2 separate regions of the Homo sapiens genome follow, and region 2 is linked to region 1. Evidence: read pairs that join two places in POLR2A ChIA-PET (ENCODE). Cell type or tissue: HepG2. All regions are shown on one strand. Each heading gives the region's core, and the rest is flanking DNA. Links, peaks and the distances in the headings are about the cores only.

Region 1 (5,552 bases), core at 421-5,420:
GCGTGCCAGCGGGACCACCAGGTAACCTGCTCCCTCTCCCCCAGTCTCCTAAGCCAGGGTTAGCGTCACAGAGTCTGGAACCTTTTATTTTACACGAGTTGGGGCGCGGGAGCACTTGCAGGTCACTGGGCACAAATTGGGTGAAAGCCATTATTGGTCCTCAGAGAGGGCACATGCCCATTTCACAGATGGGAAAATAGAGACTTGGGAAGCCAAACAAAGACCTAGGCCTGAGCGTGGCCCCTTCTGTCTCCAGGCCAGGCCCTCTTGGCCAGAAGGGACTCCGGATCTCAGCGGAGGAAACTGTGGCCAGAGGAAAAGCTACAGAGGCTCCCAAAAGGAGTGCCCTCAGCGCTGGGGCACGGAGAGGTACGTGACCTGGAGAAGAGTGGGGTTCCTGGGCAGCAAGGGGAGCCGCCTCAGAGGTATCGGTGACCCTTGGCCTTCTACTTTTTCTCCAGACACTTCCGGGCCTACCCCAGGAACCCCGTCCCCGGCCATGGCCCGTCGGTCCCGGGCTGCGGGCACCGAGGTGGGGCTCCCCCGGCCAGCTCCGAGTGCCCGGCCACGGCCCCCGACAGAGGGCCCCCGGAAATCAGTGAGCAGCGCCTCGGAGCACAGTACCACCGAGCCAAGCCCGGCTGCCAGGAGGCGGCCCAGCGCCGGTGGGGGTCTCCAGAGGCCGGCCTCGCGCTCCCTGAGCTCCAGCGCCACCCCTCTCTCCTCCCCAGCCCGTTCTGGGCCCTCAGCCCGCGGAACACCCAGGGCTCCTGCGCATCCCTCGCAGCCCAAGCCGAAAGGACTGCAGGCTCTGCGACCCCCTCAGGTCACACCCCCAAGGAAGGACGCAGCCCCAGCACTAGGACCGCTTTCTTCCTCTCCTTTGGCCACACCCTCTCCATCGGGTACCAAGGCAAGACCCGTACCGCCTCCCGACAATGCAGCCACTCCCCTGCCAGCCACGCTCCCTCCCTCTCCACCGGTAACGCCCCCTCCGCCAGCCGCTCTCCAAAGTCAGGCCCCGCCCACCCTGCCGGCCACGCCCCACTCGTCGAGCCTTACCTGTCAGTTGGCCACGCCCCTTCCTCTAGCCCCTCCTTCTCCCTCTGCTCCACCTTCTCTGCAGACCCTCCCCTCTCCACCAGCCACGCCCCCCTCGCAAGTTCCACCCACACAGCTGATTATGTCCTTTCCAGAAGCAGGCGTCTCTTCCCTGGCCACAGCCGCTTTTGTGGCTTCAGTCTCTCCATCAGTTTCATCCCCTCTGCAGAGTATGCCCCCCACCCAAGCTAATCCAGCGTTGCCCTCTCTTCCGACTCTCCTCTCTCCCTTGGCCACACCTCCTCTGTCAGCCATGTCTCCTCTACAAGGCCCTGTTTCTCCGGCAACATCTCTGGGGAATTCGGCTTTTCCCCTGGCCGCACTCCCTCAGCCAGGCCTTTCTGCTCTGACCACGCCCCCTCCGCAGGCCAGTCCTTCCCCGTCTCCGCCCTCTCTCCAGGCCACGCCCCACACTCTGGCCACTCTTCCTCTGCAGGACTCTCCTCTTCTGGCCACATTGCCTCTGCAGGCCTCTCCCTCTCCTTTGACCACAGTCTCTCTGCAGGATCCTCCTCTAGTTTCTCCCTCTCTTTTGGCCTCACCGCCTCTGCAGGCTCCGCCCCACCCACAGGCCCCACCTTCTATGACTACGCCCCCTATGCAGGCCCCGCCCTCTCTCCAGACCATTCCCCCAATACAGGTCCCACATTCTCTGACCTCACCGTCTCTGCAGGCACCTCCCTCTCCTCTGGCTTTGTCCTCTCTGCAGGCCACAACTTCTTTGGGCTCACCCACTCTGCAGGCCACACATTCTTTCCTGACAATGTCCCCTAGGCAAACCCAAGCTTCTTTGATCTCACCTTCTCGGCCGGCCTCTACTCCCCCTGATTCACCCCCTCTGCAGGCCCCTCTTTCCCTTCCTGCCTCACCCCCTCTGCAGACTTCTCTCTCTCCTGCTGTCTCACCCCTAAGCTCACCCCTGACCATACACCCTCTGCAGGCGCTATCTTCTCTGGCCTCCCACTCTCCTCAGGCACCTCTCTCTTCCCTGATCATGCCCCCTCTGGAGACCCAATCTTCCCTAGCCCCACCCTCTCTGCAGACACCTCCTGCTTCCCTGACCACACCCCCTCTGGAGAACCTACCTTCTCTAGCCCCGCCTCCTCTGCAGACAGCTTCTGCTCCCCTGACCACACCCCCTCTGGAGAACCTACCTTCTCTAGCCCCGCCTCCTCTGCAGACAGCTTCTGCTCCCCTGACCACACCCCATCTGGAGACTCCACCTTGTCCAGCCCCATGCCCTCTGCAAGCACCACCTTCGCCATTGACCACGCCCCCTCCGGAGACGCCCTCTTCCATAGCCACGCCTCCTCCACAGGCCCCACCTGCTCTGGCCTCACCCCCTTTGCAGGGCCTGCCCTCTCCCCCTCTGTCTCCTTTGGCCACGCCCCCTCCACAGGCCCCACCTGCCCTGGCCTTGCCTCCTCTGCAGGCCCCTCCCTCTCCCCCTGCCTCACCCCCTCTGTCTCCTTTGGCCACACCCTCTCCACAGGCCCCAAATGCTCTGGCAGTGCACCTTCTGCAGGCCCCTTTCTCTCCCCCTCCCTCACCCCCAGTGCAGGCCCCTTTCTCTCCCCCTGCCTCACCCCCAGTGTCTCCTTCGGCCACGCCCCCTTCACAGGCCCCACCCTCTCTAGCCGCACCTCCTCTGCAGGTCCCACCCTCTCCCCCTGCCTCTCCCCCAATGTCTCCTTCAGCCACGCCCCCTCCACAGGCCCCACCCCCTCTCGCTGCGCCTCCTCTGCAGGTCCCACCCTCTCCCCCTGCCTCTCCCCCAATGTCTCCTTCGGCCACGCCCCCTCCACGGGTCCCACCCCTTCTTGCCGCTCCTCCTCTGCAGGTCCCGCCCTCTCCCCCTGCCTCACTCCCAATGTCTCCTTTGGCTAAGCCCCCTCCACAGGCCCCACCTGCTCTGGCCACACCTCCTCTGCAGGCCCTTCCCTCTCCGCCTGCCTCATTCCCTGGGCAGGCCCCTTTCTCACCCTCTGCCTCACTCCCAATGTCTCCTTTGGCCACGCCTCCTCCACAGGCCCCACCTGTTCTGGCAGCGCCCCTTCTGCAGGTCCCTCCCTCTCCCCCTGCCTCACCCACCCTGCAGGCCCCACGCCGCCCCCCGACCCCGGGTCCGGATACCTCCGTCTCGGGCCCACGGCTGACCCTGGCGTTGGCCCCCGGCCCGCCGCCGCCGCCCTCGCGCAGCCCGTCCAGCACGCTGAGCGGCCCAGACCTGGCCGGCCACAGCAGCAGCGCCACGAGCACGCCAGAGGAGCTGCGTGGCTACGACAGCGGGCCCGAGGGCGGTGCCGCAGCCTCCCCGCCCCCCGACGCAGAGCTCGCCGCTTGCCACCCGGCTGCCTGGAGTCGAGGCCCCGCTCCGCCGCTGGCTTTCCGCGGAGCCCCAGGTAAGGGGCACCCCAGACCCGGCCTGGCTGTGGGCGGGGTCGGAGGCGAGGCTTCGCAGCTCAGGGGCGGGACAGCTGGGTCCGGGGCGGAGCTTAGACAAGGAGGCGGGACCTTGAGGCAGGGGCGGGGCTTATCACCCCCACGGCCCACCTGGCGTCTCTCCCCGCAGGTGCGCCCCTGCCGTGGCCTCCCGCTACCGGACCGGGCTCTGCTGACGGTCTGTGCACCATCTACGAGACTGAAGGGCCCGAGTCGGCGACCCCCGCCCCTGGCGCACTGGATCCGGGGCCCAGTCCCGGCACGAGCGGTGGGAAGGCGGCGGCTGGGGCCGGGGCCGGGGCGTCCTCGCGGAGCCCGAAGCAGGCGCGCCTGGGCGAGCTGCCACTGGGGGCGCTGCAGGCGAGCGTCGTGCAGCACCTGCTGAGCCGGACGCTGCTGCTGGCGGCTGCCGAGGGTGCCGCGGGCGGCAGCGGCGGGGGCCCAGGAGGTGCGGAGGGTGGTGGCGTCACAGGGGGCGCCCGGGCTGCACTCAGCGACGCCGAACTCGGCCGCTGGGCCGAACTACTGTCTCCCCTGGACGAGTCCCGTGCCAGCATCACCTCGGTCACCAGCTTCTCTCCGGACGACGTGGCCTCCCCGCAGGGTGACTGGACCGTGGTGGAGGTGGAGACCTTCCACTGAGCCAGACCACAGCCCCGCCTGCTACACCCCACCCCTGCCTTAGGATCCGCCCCTCCGGGTACGCCGTTTGTTTTAGACCCCGCCTCCACTGCCCTGGAGCCCCGCTGGGTGGATTAGTCTTAGCTCCCTAGAGCCTGAGCCTTTGGCCTCGGAGGCTCGGGACCTACCCACAGCTTTGACCTAGGCCCGCCCCTCGAGCTCCGCCCCTTTGGCCTAGGACACGCCCCGTTTCCCCGAGTCCCGCCCCGTGTGCAGTGTATTGCCCACCCCGCACAGCCTGAGTTTGCAATAAAACTGGGACACTGGGACTTGCACACCTTCGCTGTCACAGAGAGGACTGGGGCTGGGGGCCTCCAGCAGGCTGAGCGGCGCGGGGGGCCAGGCCAGATAAGGCCTTGCTGGCGGCTGTGCTCGAACCGGTTGGAGCTCTGGATAAAGTGCGGTTTTCCTCTTCTGGGAGAGAAGGGGCAGGCCAGGTGGGGCTAGGGCGGGGCCATGCCGAGTCCCGGCCATCTGGTGCCGCGCACCCATCCACGTGTGTGAACTTGGGCTTCTTGGTATCCGACTTCTGGTGGAAACGTTCGGTGCAGGAGGGGCCTGGCAGGGGCTGTGCGCCCGAGTGGATGAGTCAGTGCGTGGCCGAGGTGAAGGAGCGACTGGAACCCTTTTCTATTCTATTCTAATTCTTTTTTTTTTTTTTTTTTTTTTTTTGACGGAGTCTCCCTTTGTCGCCAGGCTGGAGTGCAATGGCGCGATCTCGGCTCACTGCAACCTTCACCTCCCGGGTTCAAGCGATTCTCCTGCCTCAGCCTCCCAAGTAGTTGGGACTACAGGCACATGCCACCACGCCCAACTAATTTTTGTATTTTTAGTAGAGACAGGGTTTCACCATGTTGGCCAGGGTGGTCTGGATCTCTTGACCTCGTAATCTAACCCCCTTGGCCTCCCAAAGCGCTGGGATTACAGGCATAAGCCACCGCGCCTGGCCTGTTTTTTTATTATTTTGAGACAGAATTTTGCTCTCTTTGCACAGGCTGGAGTGCAATAGTGCTATCTCGGCTCACTGCAACCTCTGCCTCCCGGGTTCAAGCAATTCTCCTGCCTCAGTCTTTCGAGTAGCTGGGATTACAGGTGCGCGCCACCACACCCGGCTAATTTTTGTATTTTTAGTAGAGACACGGTTTCACCATGTTGGCTAGGCTAGTCTTGAACTCCTGACCTCAGGTGATCTGCCCTCAGCCTCCCAAAGTCCTGGGATTACAGGCGTGAGCCACCGCGCCTGGCCTGACACACTTTTCAAACTCGATGCGGGGAACTAGCACTCCTGGGGAACAGGTGGGAAGATTGGAGGGCACTGAGGCAAGGAT
Region 2 (5,552 bases), core at 205-5,204, 280 kb before region 1:
GCTCACGCCTGTGATCCCACCACTTTCGGAGACCGAGGCAGGCAGATCATGAGGTCAGGAGATAGAGACCATCTTGGCCAACATGGTGAAACCCCGTCTCTATTAAAATACAAAAAAAAAAAAAAAAAATTGCCAGGTGTGGTGGCGTGTGCCTGTAGTCCCAGCTACTTGGGAGGCTGAGGCAGGGGAACTGCTTGAACAGGGGAGGCGGAAGTTGCAGTGAGCCGAGATCGCGCCACTGCACTGCAGCCTGGGTGACAGAGAGAAACTCTGTCACAAAAAAAAAAAAAAAAAAAAGTAAAATAAAATAAAGGGCCACCTAGTGTGTGATTCCATTTACGTGAAACGTCTAGGCCAGGCACGGTGGCTCATGCCTGTAATCCCAGCACTTTGGGAGGTCAAGGCAGATGGATCACTTGAGGCCAAGAGTTCAAGACCAGCCTGGCTAACATGATGAAATCCCGTTTCTACTAAAAATACCAAAAAAAAAAAAAATAGCCAGACGCGGTGCCGTGTGCACCTGTAATCCCTGCTACTCGGAAGGCTGAGGCAGGGAAACATTCGAACCTGGGAGGTGGAGGTTGCAGTAAGCCAAGATCATACTACCGCACTCCAGCCTGGGTGACAGAGGGAGACTTCATCTCAAAATAAAATAAAATAAAATAAAATAAAATAAAATAAAATAAAATAAATACGTGCAATGTCCGGAACAGGCAAATCCACAGAGAATAGAAAGTGGATTAGTGTTTGCCAGGGACTGGGGTATGGGGAATGGGGAGCAACTGCTAATGGGGACAGGATTTCATTCTGGGGTGATGAGTACGTTTTGGAACTAGATAGAGGGGGTGGCTGCACATACTGCGTGTACTGAACGCTACTGAATTGTACACTTGAACATAGTAAGTGCTATGTTGTGTGAAATTGATCTCAGTAAAAGAAAACAGTAAAAAGAAGATGGTAATTGAGAGGGATTGATTTAGTTTGCAAGAAAAAAATATATTTTTTTTACAAAGATGAGAAAAAGCAAATACAGAACAAGATACAAAGGTGCTAACATTTGTGTTTATTAGAAAGAGAAAGAGGCCAGGCACCGTGGCTCACGCCTGTAATCCCAGCACTTTGGGAGGCGGAGGCGGGCAGATCACATGGTCAGGAGTTCGAGACCAGCCTGGCCAATATGGTGAAACCCCGTCTCTACTAAAACTACAAAAATTAGGGTGTGGGGTGGGCGCCTGTACTCCCAGCTACTCAGGAGGCTGAGGCAGGAGAATCGCTTAAACTTGGGAGGTGGAGGTTGCAGTGAGCTGAGAGTGTACCACTGCACTCCAGCCTGGGCGACAGAGCGAGACTCTGTCTGAACAAAAAAAGAAAAAAAAAGAAAGAAAGAAAGAAAGAAAGAAAGAAAGAAAGAGAAAGAGGCCAGGTGTGACGGCTCATGCCTGTAATCTCAGCACTTTGGGAGGATGAGTTGGGAGGATCACTTGATCCCAGAGTTCGAGACCAGCCTGGGCAACATAGTGAGACTCTATCTCTAAAAAAAAAAATTTTTTTAAATTAGACAGGTAGTATGTGCCTGTAGTCCTAGCTACTCTGGAGGCTGAGGTGGGAGGATTGCTTAAGCCCAATTCGAGGCTGCAGTGAGCTGTTATCTTCCCCACTGCACTTTAGCCTGGGTGACAGAGGGAGACCCTGTTTTTTTGTTTGTTTGTTTGTTTTTAATTATTTTTACAAAGAGGAAATAGGGCAAATACAGAACAATGTATAAAGGTGCAAACATGTGTGTTTATTAGAAAGAGAAATAATATATTGTATATGGACCCTAGACAGGTCCCCCAGCTAGAACATCAAGGCAATGGGGTGAGGGTGTGGCTGGGGGCCCAAGGCCACGGGGAAGGTTCCAGCTTTGTGGCCTGGGTTCAGATTTGCCTGTATTCTTTCCTGGTGGTGGGGTCCCAGTGGGCGATGTGGTGGCTCTGTGCCTCAGTTTCCTCATCTGTGTAATGGGATGATATCAGAGCCTGTCTTCAGGGTCTCTTGTGAGGATCCAGCTTGATCTCTTCCTCAGAGCTTTCCTGGGTCCTCTGCGGCTTCCCTCCCCGCTCCAAGCCTCATTCCTGGGCACGTGGCCAAACTCCTGGCGTTGTATGCAATGCTTTGACTCCCAGCTGCTTCCTGTGCTTATACAAAGAGGGCTCTGTCCCCAAGCCACCCTGGCCTAGGCTGGCCCAGCGCACTCCACACACCATAGACTGCAGGCATCTCCCCGTCCCTCCTCCCATCTCCTTGTCCCCAGCCTTGACCCTGTGCTCCTGGGCACACCCTGCCCACTCCTGTCTCCATGCCTTCCTCGAGCTCATGCTAATGAACATCTGGGGTCTGCTGGCTCTGGGTGCACACAGTCAAGTCCCGCCTATGAGGGGGGGCTCCATGGCTGCTCAGAAAGTCAAACGGAGGGTGGGGCTGGCGTGACTCACAGTGACCTTAACGGGATGACAGTGGCAGCAGCGGGGGGGGACAGTTCTGGGGGACATTAATAGTGTGACAATGTGACAGCAACAGGTGACAACGTCACAGGAACTGGGAATGATGGGAAGGCAACAGGTGACAGCAACAGGTGACACTGTAATTTTAAAACCCACTAGGGGCCAGGTGCAGTGGCTCACACCTGTAATCCCAGCACTTTGGGAGGCCAAGGCGGACATATCATGAGGTCAGGAATTCGAGACCAGCCTGACCAACATGGTGAAACCCCATCTCTACTAAAAATACAAAAAAAAAAAAAAAAAAATAGCCGGGTGTGGTGGCACACGCCTGTAATCCCAGCTACTTAGGAGGCTGAGGCAGGAGAATTCCTTGAACCCAGGAGGAGGAGGTTGCAGTGAGCCAAGATCCCACCACTGCACTCCAGCCTGGGTGACAGAGCAAGACTGCATCTCGGGGCGGGGGCGGTCCGGGGAGGACAAAAACCAAAAAAAGAGAACATCCACTAGGGGTCAGGCGCGGTGGCTCACACTTGTAATCCCCACAGTTTGGGACCGAGGCAGGTGGATCACCTGAGGTCTGGAGTTCAAGACCAGACTGGCCAATGTGGTGAAACCCCATCTCTACTAAAAATACAAAATTAGCCAGACGTGGTGGCAGGCACCTGTAATCCCAGCTACTCAGGAGGCTAAAACAGGAGAATCACTTAAACTGGGAGGTGGAGGTTGCAGTGAGCCGAGATGGCACCACTGCACTCCAGCCTGGGAGACAGAGCAAGACTCCATCTAAAAAAAAAAAAAAAAAAAAAAAAAGGAAAAAGAAAAAGAAAAAAAAAAAACTAGATGGTGATGTGTGCCTGTAGTCCCAGCTACTTGGGAGGCTGAGGCAGGAGAATGGCTTGAACCTGGGAGGCGGTTGCAGTGAGCTGAGATTGCACCACTGCACTCCAGCCTGGGCGACAGAGCAAGATTCTGTCAAAAAAACAAAAACAAAAACTTTAAAACACCAGATCCCCATTGGAGCCCCCATGGACCTCATTTTACTGAGGGTGGGGGGAACTGGTGCCAGCATCTCGGATCACTGAGCAGCATCAGGGCTTAGGGTGCCAGATGGTAATGAATGGTGTCTTCCTGGGGCCCGATCTGCATGTGATGTGTGTGAATGTGGTTGGCTGCGGCACCACCACGCTTGGTCACTCTTTCTGCTGAGCCCGGTTGTTGCTGATGCCAGTGAATTGTGATGTTAAGAACCCTGACATTCTGGGTAATGGTATGACCATGAGCCGGGGACTGTGTCACAGCAGAAAGGTGAAGGTGTAAAGGTGACAGGAGACATGCATGTCCCAGGTAGCGGAGCAACCAGAAAAGAGCAGGGTGTCACATGGACAGGTGACAATGAGACAGGGTCATAGGGACAAGTGACTGTAGAATAGGAACATGGTGATGATGATGATATACATACATATTTAGAGACAGGTTCATGATCTGTTATCCAGGCTGGAGTCCAGTGGCAACATCATAGCTCACTGCAGCCTCAAACTCCTGGGTTCAAGCACTCCTCCCACCTCAGCCTCCCAAGTAGCTGGGACTACAGGTACATGCCACCATGCCCAGCTAATTTTTCTATTTTTTTGTAGAGATGGGGTCTTGCTATGTTGCCCAGGCTTGCCTTGAACTCTTGGCCTCAAAGGATCCTCCACCTTGGCTTCCCAAAGTGTTGACATTACAGGCGTGAGGCACAGCGCCTGGCTGATGATGCAGTTTTGACGGAGAGACCATGCATGTGTTTTGTACAGTCCTGGGTGGGGGGACTGTGATATGCGGTAGGATTTAAAGCCTAAATGTCCCTTCTTTTTTTTTTTTTGAGATGGAGTCTCGCTCTGTCGCCTAGGCTAGAGCGCAGTGGCGTGATCTTGGCTCATTGCAGCCTCTGCCTCCCAGGTTCAAGCGATTCTCCTGCCTCAGCCTCCCAAGTACCTGGAACTACAGGTGTGTGCCCCCGTGCCTGGCTAATTTTTTTATTTATTTTTATTTTATTTATTTTTTTTTTGAGATGGAGTCTCGCTCTGTCGCCCATACTGGAGTGCAGTGGCACCATCTCGGCTCACTGCAAGCTCTGCCTCCCGGGTTCACACCATTCTCCTGCCTCAGCCTCCCGAGTAGCTGGAACTGCAGGCGCCCACCACCATGCCCAGCTAATTTTTTGTATTTTTAGTAGAGACGGGGTTTCACCATGTTAGCCAGGATGGTTTTGATCTCCTGAGCTCGTGATCCGCCCGCCTCAGCCTCCCAAAGTGCTGGGATTACAGGTGTGACCCACCGCGCCCAGCAATTTTTTATATTTTTAGTAGAGATGGGGTTTCACTGTGTTAGCCAGGATGGTCTTGATCTCCTGACCTCGTGATATGCCCAACTCGGCCTCCCAAAGCGTTGGGATTACAGGCGTGAGCCACCATGCCCAGCCTAAATGTCCCTTCTTAACAGTGTGATGTAATAAGGGTACAGTGGGGGGTGACACTGTCTGTGATACCACATCAATAACTGGCAATAACATAACAGACCAGGGTGGCACCATGGGAAGTCTGAAACTACAGCACGCGGTGTGGACAGTAGCTTGGGTTGGGGGCTGTGAACAACCAATGCCCACTATCTGCCGTTTTCGAGCACTTCAGTTGCGGTGACTTCCAACAGCTCCACATCCTGGTCTTGCCACACCCTCCGGCTTCCTTCTCCCCTCTCTTCTGGAGGGCAGGTAGGGAGACTTCTAGGACTGAGTCGCTCCCTGGCCCACAGTTCTTCCAGGAAAGCCCTCCTCCAGACTTAGCCATGGCAACAGTGGCTGTGCAGTGTCCCTGGGATGGGACAATCTCTCCCCACCTTTTGCACCTATGCTGGGCTGCTTCTAGGGCACCCGGTGCTTGTCCCCGTGCCCATGTAAGATTCATTTGTTGCAGAACAAATCTGGGTGGACCTTGGCAGAGGAGCCTGGAAAGAGGTGTCCAAGGTGGCCGGGGAAACTGGTTTGTCCACAATAGCCCCTGGGCCCACCCTCCAACAGGAACCCCACCCCCC

The links. Peaks named below come from ENCODE experiments on the same cell type or tissue, not always from the same donor. Only the 100,000 strongest peaks of a DNase experiment are listed, where the experiment ranks them.
Region 2: POLR2A ChIA-PET joins it to region 1 with 10 read pairs; 2 of 35 experiments call an interaction of 5 or more read pairs at or near these places.

What each region holds. Positions count from the first base shown.
Region 1 is chr19:7,867,666-7,873,217 of GRCh38, reverse strand. It overlaps PRR36 (proline rich 36), which reads left to right. Exons shown (of 6, transcript NM_001190467.2): 3 at 1-21; 4 at 257-369; 5 at 462-3,503; 6 at 3,674-4,499. The coding sequence ends at 4,185. Among named protein-coding and RNA genes, the nearest start is that of PRR36, 3.9 kb to the left of the region's middle. RefSeq lists enhancers at 2,821-3,115, 3,615-4,376 and a silencer at 3,261-4,200. In HepG2, for the core only: a CTCF peak has its summit at 3,895; DNase peaks (open chromatin) are centred at 947, 2,367, 2,997, 4,317 and 3 weaker places; H3K4me3 peaks cover 2,523 bases.
Region 2 is chr19:8,151,632-8,157,183 of GRCh38, reverse strand. No RefSeq gene overlaps it. Among named protein-coding and RNA genes, the nearest start is that of FBN3, 4.8 kb to the right of the region's middle. RefSeq lists silencers at 2,875-2,924, 3,045-3,094. In HepG2, for the core only: a CTCF peak has its summit at 2,995 (motif pointing right); a DNase peak (open chromatin) is centred at 2,163; H3K27me3 peaks cover 713 bases.